Linked DNA regions of Homo sapiens: regions 1, 2, 4 and 5 are each linked to region 3. Evidence: chromatin contacts called from ENCODE Hi-C or POLR2A ChIA-PET data. All regions are on one chromosome and are shown on one strand. Each heading gives the region's core, a stretch centred on a gene start or an enhancer-like site at or near the end of the contact. The rest is flanking DNA. Distances are from core to core; before and after follow the strand shown.

Region 1 (2,700 bases), core at 110-2,609, 470 kb before region 3:
TTGGGCTAGCATTTCAATCCTTCCTGCCCTTTAGAGTTCCCAGTTCTGCTTCCAGCTGCCTTTGGGTGTTCCACTACAATTGAGTTGTAAAGATATTCTTTAAGTGTTTATAGAACATTAAGACTTAAGAAAAATCTTTAAAATTAGAGGAGGGAAAAAAAAGCCACCTTATCGCACACATCCAGGAAACGCAGCCCCGTGCATCCCTGCTCAGGGATAAGCAGGCGCCCCAGGACTCCCGGGGACAGATTTTTGGGCACCCGAGGGAGTCACCCGGCGCACCTCGGGGTCCGCGGAGAGGCCCAGCCCCTCCCGCGGTCCCTTAGACGCGCCCTCCGCCTGGCCCGTGTGGACCGTCCCGGCCATTGTTTACGGGGGAAGCCTGTCCCGACGCATTGTTTTGGCCATTTCCAACTTCCCCCGGCCCTTCCCGGGGTATCGCGGGGGACCCTACGCCAACGTCCCCCCTCCGCCCGCGCCCCAAGGGCCGACTGGGCAAATTGGGAGACCCGCCCCGCGGGGCGACCCAACTTTTCGGAACAGCCCCCCACCGCCCACCCCCGCAGACCCCCGGACCCCCGCTCCCGGCGGAGATTCAGGGAACCCCGCACCCCAAGCCCTTCTGAATCGTGCGGCGTGAGTGTGACGGCCAAGAGCGGATGCAGCCCGGGATCGCCCGCACCTTCCCGCCAGCGGAAGCGCAGGAGCCGGCTGGGGAGGGGGCGCCCTAGAAAGAGCAGCTAGAAAGCTGAGACGGGGAACTGAGGTCATCCTGGGGGGGGACAAGACAACGAGAGCCGGGCGCCTCGGGGGCGGCGCGGGAGCCTCCGCAGGACCAGGCGGGCGCCCCGGCTGGCGCGGGCGGGGGGCGCCCCCCTTTACCTGTGGCTCCGGCCCCTCGGCCATTTCCTCGCGCGGCGGCTGCCGGGACTGAGCTGACTCCACTCGGGCCGGCCGGGTTTGAAAGAGGAGGAGCGGGCGCGGAGGGGAGGGGGCGGGGAGGGCGGAGGGAGGGAGGCCTCGCGCAGTTTTCTCGGCCTTTTGTGCGGACACCTCCCGGATTCCGCGCCCGCACCCGGCCCCCCAAAAGACACGGGGAGCCGCAAGCGAGGGGTGCAGCCATCTGCCGAGGCGCCTAGTGCCTTCGCGCCTCCAAGACCCCCAACAAAAAAGGAGCGTCCCGCACCCCCACCCCCGCCCGGAGGATTTAGGGGCCGGGCTCACCTCGGGCGCGGGGCTAAGTGCAGGCGCGGGGGGGGTCCCTAGAGCCGCCAGGGCGCGGCGCGTCCGGCGCTGGGGGACTGTTGGGTCAGAAAGTGTTCAGGGAGCAGCTGCTGCGCCCTCCCTCGGCCCGCCGCTCGGAGACGCCCCGCCCCGCCCCACCCCGCCCCCGCGCCCACGTGACTAGCATAGGCCCGCCCCCGCTCCGCCCCCCGCCACAGACTCCGCCTCCGGGACGCGAGCGAGCGGCGAGCGCGCGCACTCCCAGTTATCGCTCGGCGACTCCCGCGCACGCACGCGCCGTGCCACCCTCCCCGCGCCCCCCGCCCCATACCCCTACTCCCGCCATCCGATTTAACGTGGCGGGCGAGCGCCGCGGCGGTAGCCGTGACAGGTACCCGGCGGGGGGGGCGGGGGGGGCCGCGAGGGTGTGCGCAGGCGCAGACCCGGGTCCCGTCCCCGCCGCCCCCTCCTCTGCAAGGTGTGCCCGGGCGAGGGGAGGGGCCCGCGGCCCGAACTCCTGGGTCACCCCGAATTACAAACAAAACCTTAACGCCGTTGCTCGCGGGTTAGAAGGCAGCTGTGCGCGAAAAACACCTCAGATTTTCTTCAAGCGTGAGGAAGGTCGAGAAGATAAAGTTTTTAAATGAGTATCTTCAGAAAGCTATTTAATTGTTCTGATTTTTTTTTTTCTGAAAGGACTGGGCTTGCGCTATTCTAACTTGAGATTTCTAAACTTAGACTAGGTTCCAAGAATCTACTTGGTTTTGATAGAAATCCATTTGGAGGAAACCGGGGACAAAAAAAAACAAAAAACCGCTACCCTTTCCCCTCCTCCCTACGCACAACTCATTTAAATCGTTTCCCAACTGTTTTTTTTTTCTTACTGAAAAAAAGGACAAAAAAAATCCTGATTCCTAAGGCCTGTGATATTTCCCCATTTTAAGTAAGCCTCGAGGAACCACAGACATAACAAACATATCCACAATTTTTCTACCCCAAAATGCAAACTAATGCAAATGTGAAATGGATCTATGCAAGTCGCTACCAACAAAATAGCCAAATATTTGTTTTTTTACTGGCCTTCGGCATATCCAAAATGAAAAAACTTTAAAACACATCAAGAAAAGCATTTAAAATATCTATTTCCTAAATCAAAAGAAAGAACGCACTACAGAAACGATCCGGAGCTGGTGAGCAATGCAATCTTAATAAATAGGAAAAGGAATTTGAGAAGACAGCTCAGCAAAGGGGAAGAATTTGCCAAGTGTCATGTTTTGCTGTCATTTTATATATAACTACTAACCCCCCATATGGTCTGGTTAGTCTTTTTTAAAAAGGAAGCCAATCAATTACTCACAATTAATTAGCAGTGCCGGTAGATTCTTAGGCCAGCACTAAAAAACTAAATTGGGTGAATTTTTTTTCACTCAAGTCCACTGATATTGATCACTTTTAGTATTAGGAGTCCTTTTCTGA
Region 2 (2,700 bases), core at 81-2,580, 300 kb after region 3:
TGTACTTTTTTTTTTTTTTTTTTAACTAGAGATGGGGTTTCACCACCTTGGTCAGGCTGGTCTCAAACTCCTGACCTCAGGTGATCTGCCTGCTTCGGCCTCCCAAAGTGCTGCGATTACAAGCGTGAGCCACTGTGCCCGGCCTGATTGAACACCTATTATGTCTCATTATTATTAAGTTCAAAAGAAAAGAAGCCAATTCAGCAGACCCCAGATTCTGACCTCCCATCCTATGCTGTTTCCTGGTGCATCCTCCACTCCTAATCCACACGGAGGCGTCACCCTAAATTACCCGGCTGCACATATCACTACCCTGGTCAAAAGCCCCCAGCAGTTCCCCGGTGCCTAGGGTGTCAGCTCCCGACTCCTGGCAGTGACACTGAAGACCCTCTGTGATCTGGTTCCAGCCTCTTTTCCATGGGATCTCTCTATCTTGTGACACCAACTTTGACTACAGGTGTGCAGATCTGGGTCCCGTGGCCAGAACACCCTGGGCTTTCTCACTGCCACGCCTGTGCTCCTGCTATGCCCTTGAGTGGAACAGCTACCATTTTTGTCCTTACCCAACAAAGTCCCGTCCGCATTTTCTGGCCCATTTCCCCCAGGTGGCCTCTCTGACCACCTGGAGCCAGGCTCTGAACCTCAGTCAGCCTCCTCGCCTAAGCATCCCGTTCCCCACTCCCCAACCGGGCCCTGCAAGGCCAGCTCTATCACCAATCATTGGCAGGAACCACTGGGCTAACAGCAGGTGCTGGACCGATCCACATGACAGGGGATGGCCTGACCTGCCCGTGTGATCAGAGTCCAGCTCTGCCACTGTCCCACGGGGATCATTCTTATCCGTCACATTCCTAAATGGACTAGAATGGTGGCCTCCTCTGCCCTGGGACCCTACTCTCTCCAGGCAATGGAGAAAGAGCCAGGGGTCCCCCCACCACTAACTGCCCCACTGACACTGTGGGGTCTCTTCCCATAGTCACGGTGCAGGCATCAACCAGATACCAGACTAAATGGGATTATCCAGACAGGACCACTGGGCCAGAGCCTTCTGCTGGAGGGAGGGAGCTTTGCTCCTCCCCTACACCCTCCCTGTTCCAGGGCTCAGTCCCTTCCACAAGGTCCCACCAAGCCTTCACAAGCCTGCCCCGTCTAGCGATGGGGAGCCCCATACCCCCTGGGGCATCTTGTCCATCTCTGATAGTTAGTTCAGAGCTGAGCTAGCTGCCTCCACGGAATTTCTGCCCCATTCATTCATCCTCTGTGAGTTCCTTCTGCACGCATTGAGCACCTACTGGGTGCTAGTTGATGTGCCAGCTCGCCTGAGCTTTGCAACACCTCTGTGAGGTGTGAAGGCGGATGCTGATGACAGTGATGGTTACAAAACCAATGAGGAAAGTGAGGTGCAAAACCAATGAGGAAAGTGAGGTGCAAGAGAGATCGCCACCCACACAGAATCTCACAATCATCAGGCAGCGGCTGGGCCAGGAGTAGATTTTCCATCTGGGTGACCCAGGAGCCTGTGCTCTTTCTTCCACTGAACTGAATACGTCCCCTAGCAGGACTTAGGAGGGGTAATACTTGGGGAGGTGGGGGCAGGACTAGCCTATCCAGTCCCCCAAAGCCTTCAGTAGAGGGCATAGAGCTGGACCTGCGTTGGGGTTACCAAGGGTAGCCAAGGGTAGTTTTGGAGCTGCTGCAGCCGCTGCTCACCCCCGGGAGCCTCCTTCTGAGAAGGAAGTATTATTGAGCCTACATTGTGTTGGGAGGGAAAACGTGGGGTCCTTGGAGCCCTGCCAGCCCCCTGCCTTCAGGCTGTTTGGCTTTGTTTGTTTTTTTGGTCTTTTTTTTTTTTCCTTTTTCTTTGGGCTGATTGTTCTCATTAAATCTTTTTGTCCTGTTTTGTTTTTTACGGGGCTGACAATGCTGCTCAGTGCTTAGCGCGGCTTCCTGTGTTTCTGCCCCAGCGCAGGCCTCGATGGGGCTGTGCTTCCTGTTGTGAGCCGTCGCCATGGCAACTGGAGGCCTGGTGGGCTCCATGGGGGTATGGGGAGGGGTGACATCAGTGACGTCACCGGGTGAGAAGGCAAGGGGCAGGGGTCTGGAGGGGGTTGCATGGGGGAAGGGCAGCCAGCAGCCAGCCGGCGCATTGCTGGGAGCTGACTCACAGCCCGGGAAGGGGAAGAATGCCCTCACATTCTTTTGGGAGGTAAACAAGGTCAGGGAATGCGGCTGGGATCCTGTTTACCTGACCCTGGCCCCCCGGGGGACCCGAAGCCCTTACAGGACAACACACTGGAATAGAACCAGCCAGACTTGGGGGGCTAGGGAAGCAGGGGAGAAGAGAGGAACCGTGAGGGGCCCCCAGGTGGGGGCCAGAGACAGAAAGCCCAGGATTCCAATCACATCTCCACTAGGTGACAGCGTGACAGCTCTATGACTCTGAGCAAGCCACATGGCCTCCCTGTGCCTCAGTTTCCCCTATTTCTAAATGGGGAGAATTTCTCGTGCAGATGGTCCCTTGGTCTCCAATCACTTTGGGCTGGTTTCGGGGGTTGCGAGGGTGGCAGCACAGCCCGTGCCTCTGCATTTTCTCCGTTCTCCACCCGCCCAAGGCCTGATCCAAGGCTAGGGTCTCCACGTCTCTGCCTGCACCTGACCCTGCTAGGGTAATGCCCCAGACCTGTAGCCAAACCAAAGGGC
Region 3 (2,700 bases), core at 6-2,505:
ATTTGAGGTCAAATTCAAGTTGGATCCCCAAGAAAGGAGGGGAGCCATGAAGAACAAATCCTGAAAGACTGAACGGGGGAAGCTGGGGGCAGGGAGGCAGGTGGTCCCCCAAATCCTCTCCTTGTGCCCTGCCAGGAGGTGGGACCCCACTCACTCTCCCCCTGGGTTCCAACTCCCAGCACAGTCATAACAGCTCAAACAAATGCCCCCTTCCCATGGGCATCCCCCACCTGCCTCAGCCACCCCCTTTCCTGGAGCCCTAAAGGCATCCCCAGCCCCTGGTTTCAACAGGGAGGATTATCCCCAGTCCCAAAACCCTCTTGTTGAAGCTGATGCTGGCTGAGGCCTGCCATCAGGGGCTTCTGGGGGGGCTCACAACCACCCCCTGCCCAGCTGGGGCCCCTCTGAAAAGGCCGGCCCGCTTGGGCGGCCGCGTATCTGTCCCTCCCTTCCAGGCCCCGTGCTGTGCCGGGGCTGGGGGCCCGAGAGGGGGATGCTGCTGGGGCTGGGCCAGGTTACCTTCAGGAGGAAAGTTTTGGGTTTGGGTCCCCTCTTCTTGGGCCCATACAGCTCACGCTCCCTCTCCCTGCGGCCGAAAAACACCAGAGGTTAAAAAGAGCCCCTTCCCGGGCCCCACTCCGCGCTGCCCTCCCCGGCTCTCCCGCTTCCCCGCGCGGCGCCCCAGCCGAGCCTCGGCCTCGCAGCCCCTGCCAGCTTCCCCAACAACTCACTTTTGTTCGAAGGCTGCAATGAGCCGCGAGTCCAGGATGTTCTCCTCGGGCTCCCAAGTGCTGTACCTGCCGAGTCACAAACGCACAAAATCAGGATGAAGACCAGAGAGGGACAGGCACGCGGCGAGAGCAAGAGCGCGCACCCCCACCCCAGGCCCCGGTGCCCGCTGCCTCCCCTCCCGCGACGCCCCCGGACCCCGCGACACTCACTTGATCGCCCACCCCTTCCATTTCACCAGGTACTCGATGCGTCCCTGAAAAACAGAGGGGAGAAAAACGGGGGTGGGGGTGGGGAGGATGCGGGGACGCGAGGAGGCGGCGGCGCGGGGCTGGGCGAGGGAGCCGGGCTAGCGGGACCGCTTCGCCCCGAGGGCCCCCGGCCCCGGCCCCGGCTGCGGACAGCGGCGGCCCGCCCCGGGCGGCGGCTCACCTTTCGGATCCGCCGTTTGATGATGGATTCGGCCGCGAAGACCCGCTCGCCCACTGCAGACAGCTCCATCTTGCTCAGCGGCACCCACAGCCCATAATACTCCCTGCGCCCGCGGCCGGTGCGGCACCGCTCGCGCACGCGCCGCAGCGCCCAGGCCCCGGCGGGCGGGAGCGCGGCGGGGCGCGCGCTCGCGTTCCAGCTGCGGGCCGTCACGTGATCCTCGCGGCTGGCGCGCGGTTGCCAGGACCTCCCCCTCCCCCGGGGCGGTTGCTAGGGAAAGTCGGCGCTCGCGGGGCGGGGGCGCGCGCTGGCTCTTAAAGGGGCCGCGCGGGCGGAGGGAGCAATTGCCGGCCGACCCGATGGGTGCCCGGCTTGTGGGCACGCTGCGGCCTTACGCTTATCACCCCCCCTCACATCTTGCCGGCGCCCGATCGCTGACACCCTCTCCTTGCCTCTTAATCCCCACGCGAGTCTCGCCAGGCCCCGGGCGGAGAAGGGCTGTGGAGCCCGAGTCTCGCCGCCACCGCGCATCTCCCGCAGCAGCCTGCAAACAGTTAAATATGATGCAGCAGAAATGCAGTTGCTGTTGCCTTGCCAGGCCTTGCGGGAATTTCTTTAAAACATCGCCCCCCACCCATTATTTATGTATTCGTGGGAGGGTGGTTTTGTAACCAGTTCAGAAGAGTTAAAACAAAAACGCCACCGCAGGAAGGGGGTGTGCGGCGAATGGGGCCGAGGAAGGCCGGAGTGACCGTGGGCATCTGTCTGCGGCCGGGGTCTCGGGCGGCACCTGTCCTCGCCCAGGAGACCGGGGAGGATTCGGCGGGGCCGGTGTGGCAGTGGGGGAGGGAGAGGGACCGCGGGCAGGAACGGGCTCCCCGCACTCCGCCTTGGGCCCACAGCGGGTCATCATCTGGTCATTCGGCAGAAACCGCCTTCGCGGTCATATCTGTGTTTTCCGATTCCCAGCACCCCTCCCGGCCCCCCGACCTGGCCGCGTCCCTCTCCCCGCCCGCAGCTGCGCGAAGCTTCCGCCATTGCTCTGGGGAGCCCAGATCCCAGCTTCCCACTTGAGGAGGGGCGGGGGATCGAGCTGGGGCTGTCCAGGAACGGACACACAAAAAATAGCCCTGCCGCGCAAAACGCTCCACTTTTTAAATGTTGAAATTACTTGAACTTTATTTCCCATTATGTTAGTAGTCTTGTTCTTTGTAAAACAATTTTAAAAATACAGATAAAACAACTGTCCATAACCCCCATAAAACCATTGTTAACATCTTCACCAATCTTCCAGCCTCTGCTCTATGCGTACATAAACTCACGTACACCTATGTATGTATGTATATACATACACATACACATTGTCTGTAGATTTAATTTTTTAACAAAATGGGATCACGCTATTCACACTGTTCTGGAATCTGCTTTTCTCCCTTAATGCTATAAAGTGGACATCTTTCAGTGTCATTAAATACAGATTTCACCATCCTTCCAGTGACCACCTTGGGGCTGAGATGGGGTGGGGAGGAATGGGGATTG
Region 4 (2,700 bases), core at 98-2,597, 390 kb after region 3:
CCTGTCTCACAGAATCGTTCTGAAGGTTCCTGGCGCTGGTTCTGTGGAAAGCTGGGCCTGTAGAAAGCACAGAAAGTGCATGCACCATGATTAGGCTTTGAGCTGCGTCTACAGGGACGTGATGTGCTTGTCGCACACATCTACTACATGTGTCAGAGTGGGAGCCTGGGAGTGCTCAGGACTGAGTCCTTTCTGAGGTTCCTCATGGCACCAAGGACAAGGGTAGCCAGAAACTCCCCGGGCCCCATCACAGCTCCCTGCTCGCGCGGGCTGGGGATGTGTGTGCACACCACACGGACGGGCGTCCGGTCCATCACAGGCACTCTCTTCCTGGACACACCACCTGCTCCGAGGCAGCCTCCATCCTCCCCCACCACTAGACACTCCGAGCAGTGGAATACCATTGAGGAGGTCCAGGGAAACAAGGTGATCCCATCATGGTGAACTGAGTTTCCATAGACCCACACACACATACCCTTACACACATACATACTCCCCTAGGGAAGGGTGGCTGGAAATAAGGTAACAGGACACATATGAAGGTTCTGGGAGGCTGGGCACAGTGGCTCACACCTGTAATCCCAGCACTTTGGGAGGCCGAGGCGGGTGGATCATGAGGTCAAGAGATCAAGACCATCCTGGCCAACATCATGAAACCCCATCTCTAATAAAATACAAAAATTAGCAGGGCGTGATGGCACGCGCCTGTAGTCCCAGCTACTCGGGAGGCTGAGGCAGGAGAATCGCTTGAACCCGGGAGGCAGAGGTTGCAATGAGCCGAGATTGTGCCACTGCACTCCAGCCTGGAGTAACAAGAGTGAAACTCCGTCTCAAGAAAAAAAAAAAAAAAAGTTTCTGGGGACCACAGCCGGTAAGGGGCTCACTCTCAGACTCCTGGGTTCCTGCCCCTTAGGGCCTGGGGGAGAAGGCCTCGTTTAAACAGAGAGTTTATTCATCTTAGTGATCTCTGTGTCCAAAGCCCATTGCACAGGGGAAGCTGAGGCCCAGGAAGCCTGAGTGACTCGTCTAAGATCACACAGCAGTATGGGAAGAGCCAGCCCTAGAACCCAGGACTCTGACTTCCTGGCCATGCCCCTCCCACACAGAGTGATGCGTGTCTAGAGATCACCCCAGTTCTACTTTCCAAAATGAGTCAGGAACATCTGTACCTCTGGGACTAAAAATACTCCCAGGGACACCCCAGTAAGAACGCTGACATCTTTCCGGGTGTCTGAAAACAGAACTGGCCTTCCTAAGAACTAACAACGATACTGTTTTCAGCCACGTTCCCTTCCTGTTCTTGCTACACGCTCTGTCAAATAGGTGGCCAGAGGCCCGGGTGCAGATGCAGTGGCTCACGTCAGTAATCCCAGCACTCTGGGAGGCTGGTGGGCGGATCACTTGAGGCCAGGAGTTTAAAGACCAGCTTGGGCAACATGGTGAAACCCTGTCTCTACTAAAAATACAAAAAATTAGCCGGGTGTGGTGGCACAAACCTGTAGTTCCAGCTACTCAGGAGGCTGAGGTGGGAGGATCACCTGAGCCGGGAAGTCAAGAGTGCAGTGAGCCATGATGGCATGCCACTGCACACCAGTCTGGGCAACAGGAATGAGACCCTTTCTCCAAAAGAAAAAAGAAAAGTAGGTGACCAGGCCCCATCTGACAGGATGTGCCACTGAGGCCTAAAGGGATCTGCCCAGGATCACACAGGCAGCCCCTGACACCTGGCTGCCACCTCCAAGCCTAGAACCTTCCCTGATGCCAACTCCCTCTCAGAGACTCGAGGGCAGAGCACAGACAGCATCCACCCCATCCCCACCCCGAATTCCTTTGATTTTTTTTTTTCATTTTTAATGTCTTGGCCGGGCACAGTGGCTCATGCCTGTAATCCCAGCACTTTGGGAGGCCGAGGTGGGCGGATCACAAGGTCAGGAGTTCGAGACCAGTCTGGCCAATATGGTGAAACCCTGTCTCTACTAAAAATGCAAAAAAAAAATAGTCAGGAGTGGTGGCGGACGCCTGTAGTCCCAGCTACTCGGGAGGCTGAGGCAGGAGAATCACTTGAACCTATGAGGCGGAGGTTGCAGTGAGCCAAGATCATGCCACTGCACTCCAGCCTGGGCGACAGAGCAAGACTCCGTCAAAAAAAAATCATTTTTAATATCTTTACCATAAAAGCAACAATACATGTTCATTTATGAAAATCTAAAAATTGCAGAAAAGTCAAAATAAGGAAGAAAAATCACCACCCACAGCCCCACCACCCAGAGACAATCATTGTTAAGGTTTGATGTATTTCCTTCCATAGTTTTTTGTTTGAGGACTTTAAAAAAAAAATGGGGCTGAGGTCATACTGTATATTAAAAGAAAAAAAAAAGGTGGTATCCTGCCTTTTTGACCTGCCATTATATCATGGCCACTTTTCTAGTTCTTTCACTCTCTGTAATCTCGTTTCTTTTTCCTCTTCTCTGAACCTCATTTTTATTGGCTGCCTAATATTTTGTCAAACCATATTCCATGGTTTATTTTGCCATTCCCTCATTGTTGGAAATCTCAGTTATTTCCAGTTTTTCGAAGCTATAAATAATATATTTCGATTAATATCTTTCTACAGATAGCTTTCCTTTTTCCATATTTAGGGGTTGCTCCTTGGCTGGCATGGAATTCCTGGGTCAGCAAGCCATGTGTGATATGCTTCTG
Region 5 (2,700 bases), core at 142-2,641, 340 kb after region 3:
AGTGCTCGTTTCAACTCCTGTCTTGAAGTGAAATTTTGAAATTTTGGCTCATGGTAAATTTTTTTTCTTTCTTTCTTTTTTTTTTTTTTTTTTTTTTTTTTGAGTTGGAGTCTCGCTCACCCAGGCTTGAGTGCAGTGGTGCAATCTTAGCTCACTACAACCTCCGCCTCCCAGGTTCAAGCGATTCTCCTGCCTCAGCCTCTCAAGTAGCTGGGATTACAAGCGCCCGCCACCATGTCTGGCTAATTTTTGTGTTTTTAGTAGAGACGGGGTTTCACCATGTTGGCCAGACTGGTCTCAAATTCCTGACCTCAAGTATCTGCCCACCTCGGCCTCCCAAAGTGCTGGGATTACAGGCATGAGCCACCACTCCCGGACTGGCTCGTGGTGAACTTGTTTGCATTAATTTTGATTTCTTAAAATACTGCATGAGGCTGAGCGTGGTGGCTCACGCCTGTAATTCCAGCACTTCAGGGGGCTGAAGCAGGCAGATCATTGAGGTCAGGAGTTTGAGACCAGCCTGGCCAACATGGCAAAACCCTGTCTGTCCTAAAAATACAAAAATTAGCCAGGTGTGGTGGCATGTGCCTGTGGTCCCAGCTACGCAGGCAGCTGAAGCACAAGAATCACTTGAACCCAGGAGGCGAAGGTTGCAGTGAGCTGAGATCACGCTACTGCACTCCAGCTTGGGTGACAGAGCACGACTCTGCCTCAAAAAATATATACATATTGCATGAAATGATGACTTATTTTGATCACTGAGAATTTTTGGTGCCCCTTTAACCTTTGCACCTGGGGCAGGTGTCTCACCCTTAGTCCTGTCCCCACAAGACATGTTCCATCACCTAACAACATGAAGTGAGTGCCCATGGTGTGTCCGCAGCTGAGCTAGGATCTGGGAATCCAGTCATAGGTAAAACAGCTACACACTTCTTCATCCTTCAATGTACAGCCAAAGAGATCCTAAGTCAGAAGGGACAGCTATCTGGGCAGGCAGCCTCATCCTGTGCTCAGCTGGAAGAAATGGAAGAAACGTGGTACAGAATGAAACAGACATTCCACTTACGTTTCGTTGTTTTGACCACACACCGTCTGAACCGCACCTTGTAGGCTGTGGACCCAGGGACCACCCCCCGCCCGCCCGCCTAGAAACTAAAAATCCCCACTACGCCCTTTCTCAGACACAGCTGAAGTCTGTGAGGCTCACCAGTCAGGCACACCAACTCAAGACTGAACAACAAAATTAGTGCTGCAAAGAAGCAGAGCGTCTCCCTGGCTGAGCCGTGGAGCCACAGTGCCCAGTGCTGGGTATTCAGTTGGAAGGTGCCAGTCACAGGGGCTGCAGTGTCAAACAGGTGTTCAGAGCACTGACCTCAGGCTGCATTGGAGAGGACTGATCCTGTTTGCATACCACAAAACCAGGTCTCCAAGCCTGCTCAGCAATGCATGAGTCACCTGGAATTCTTTGAATATCCTTTTCAATATCCATTCTTTGAACATCCGTTTCTTTATAAGTTAACCGGAGCTGGTTTATGTTACCTGCAACTAAGAACCTTGCCTTATATAGAAGTTGGTGTCAGGAGTGGTTACAGGCAGTGGATGTTGGAGGAAGCTCGGAGAAGCTGGAATTGGTTATCTGGACTGCTTGGGGCTGAAGTCAGTAAAAATTCAGCACATCATAAGGGCTCAGATCTGGAAGCCATGGCATGCAGGGGAAGCAGAATGTCAGATTTGCCACCTGGAGTCACCGGGAAGGAAGAGCCCGTTGAAAACAAAGCTTCATTGAGAATTCATTGCCTTAGAAAAGAATGAAAGGAATGAGGAATTAGACTGAATGGGCTCTACAGCACTGCACTGTTAAAGATGCAGAAGCCCGTCTCCTAAATTCCTAAATTCTTGGCTCAAGACCCAGATCAAAAACTGAGGACTTCTGGGCCAGGTGCAGTACCTCATGCCTGTAATCCCGGTACTTTGCGAGGCCGAGGCAGGAGGATCACTTTTGCTCAGGAGTTCGAGACCAACCTGGGCAACATAGTGAGACCCCCATCTCTACTAAGTAAAGACCCTGTTTTTACTTTTTTCTACTAAAAAGTTTAAAAATATATATATCAGCCAGGCATGGTGTGTGCACCTGTAGTCCTAGCTACTTGGGAGGCTGAGGCGGGAGAATGGCTTGAGTCGGGGAAATCGAGACTGCAGTGAGCTTTGATCACACCACTGCACTCCAGCCTGAGTGACAGAGCAAGAACCTGTCTTAAAAACAAAAAAACTAAAAAATAAAAAATAAGGGAAGAAAGAAAACGAAGGACTTCTATAACTGCAGTAAAAATGTTTCCTAATTCTCACTGTGGTAAGACTGAGACAGCCAAAAATGAAACTCAAAATTCGAGCCTACAGAATGGTGAATTACATCATGAGCGATGCCATGGCCTCACCAGCTCTAAGGAGGATTCTGGCTGATTGGAACACCCTGAACCCTCACTCCCCGCCAAGTCCCCTTGCCAGCTGAGCAGCTCCTCTTCGCTGTCTGATGCGGCTGGTCCTGCCGAAGAAGGGACCCTGTAATCACCCTCATGTGGCCCCCATCCTCAGAGTCTTCAGCTGGAGTCAGGTGGCAGGAGGCCCTGAGGGGCGAGATTAAATAGCAATCTCAAACCAAAACCTGTGTAGAATGTCATTTCCTATCATCAGACATCTGGG

What was found. A loop is a pair of places that touch in the nucleus more often than their neighbours do. ChIA-PET counts read pairs that join two places held with the same protein, here RNA polymerase II (POLR2A). Pooled maps may share reads with other maps.
Region 1: a map of CD8-positive, alpha-beta T cell shows a loop between it and region 3 (4-fold over the local background). The contact joins the promoter of TPTEP2-CSNK1E here to the promoter of CBX6 in region 3. A Hi-C loop is called at or near these places in 1 of 168 maps with a recorded cell type or tissue (CD8-positive, alpha-beta T cell), 2 of 37 single-sample maps with no recorded cell type and 9 of 50 pooled maps.
Region 2: a pooled map shows a loop between it and region 3 (4-fold over the local background). The contact joins the enhancer-like site here to the promoter of CBX6 in region 3. A Hi-C loop is called at or near these places in 6 of 50 pooled maps. POLR2A ChIA-PET finds 5 or more read pairs at or near these places in 2 of 52 experiments (H1 and activated naive CD4-positive, alpha-beta T cell).
Region 4: a pooled map shows a loop between it and region 3 (5-fold over the local background). The contact joins the enhancer-like site here to the promoter of CBX6 in region 3. A Hi-C loop is called at or near these places in 1 of 168 maps with a recorded cell type or tissue (ascending aorta), 1 of 37 single-sample maps with no recorded cell type and 4 of 50 pooled maps. POLR2A ChIA-PET finds 5 or more read pairs at or near these places in 1 of 52 experiments (activated CD4-positive, alpha-beta T cell).
Region 5: POLR2A ChIA-PET joins it to region 3 with 29 read pairs in PC-9. The contact joins the enhancer-like site here to the promoter of CBX6 in region 3. POLR2A ChIA-PET finds 5 or more read pairs at or near these places in 4 of 52 experiments (A549, GM12878, PC-9 and 1 more).

Annotation. Positions count from the first base shown.
Region 1 is chr22:38,397,556-38,400,255 of GRCh38, forward strand. It overlaps TPTEP2-CSNK1E (TPTEP2-CSNK1E readthrough), which reads right to left and starts at 1,360. Exons shown (of 15, transcript NM_001289912.2): 1 at 883-1,360. It also overlaps the pseudogene TPTEP2. RefSeq lists an enhancer at 89-872 and a silencer at 1,138-1,417.
Region 2 is chr22:39,172,786-39,175,485 of GRCh38, forward strand. No RefSeq gene overlaps it. Among named protein-coding and RNA genes, the nearest start is that of CBX7, 21 kb to the left of the region's middle. RefSeq lists an enhancer at 731-1,400. Within about 2 kb of position 1,331, at least 37 of the 41 ENCODE cell types and tissues checked have a DNase peak (open chromatin) inside an H3K27ac peak, as active enhancers do.
Region 3 is chr22:38,870,961-38,873,660 of GRCh38, forward strand. It overlaps CBX6 (chromobox 6), which reads right to left and starts at 1,256. Exons shown (of 5, transcript NM_014292.5): 1 at 1,162-1,256; 2 at 942-985; 3 at 732-797; 4 at 520-586. The coding sequence starts at 1,230. RefSeq lists silencers at 878-927, 1,028-1,177, 1,208-1,467 and enhancers at 1,462-2,012, 2,013-2,562, 2,399-2,700.
Region 4 is chr22:39,265,432-39,268,131 of GRCh38, forward strand. No RefSeq gene overlaps it. Among named protein-coding and RNA genes, the nearest start is that of PDGFB, 22 kb to the left of the region's middle. RefSeq lists enhancers at 1,110-1,189, 1,370-1,639. Within about 2 kb of position 1,348, at least 7 of the 41 ENCODE cell types and tissues checked have a DNase peak (open chromatin) inside an H3K27ac peak, as active enhancers do.
Region 5 is chr22:39,213,225-39,215,924 of GRCh38, forward strand. No RefSeq gene overlaps it. Among named protein-coding and RNA genes, the nearest start is that of PDGFB, 30 kb to the right of the region's middle. RefSeq lists enhancers at 1-457, 458-1,076, 1,093-2,292. Within about 2 kb of position 1,392, at least 8 of the 41 ENCODE cell types and tissues checked have a DNase peak (open chromatin) inside an H3K27ac peak, as active enhancers do; they include PC-9, where a contact is called at or near this core.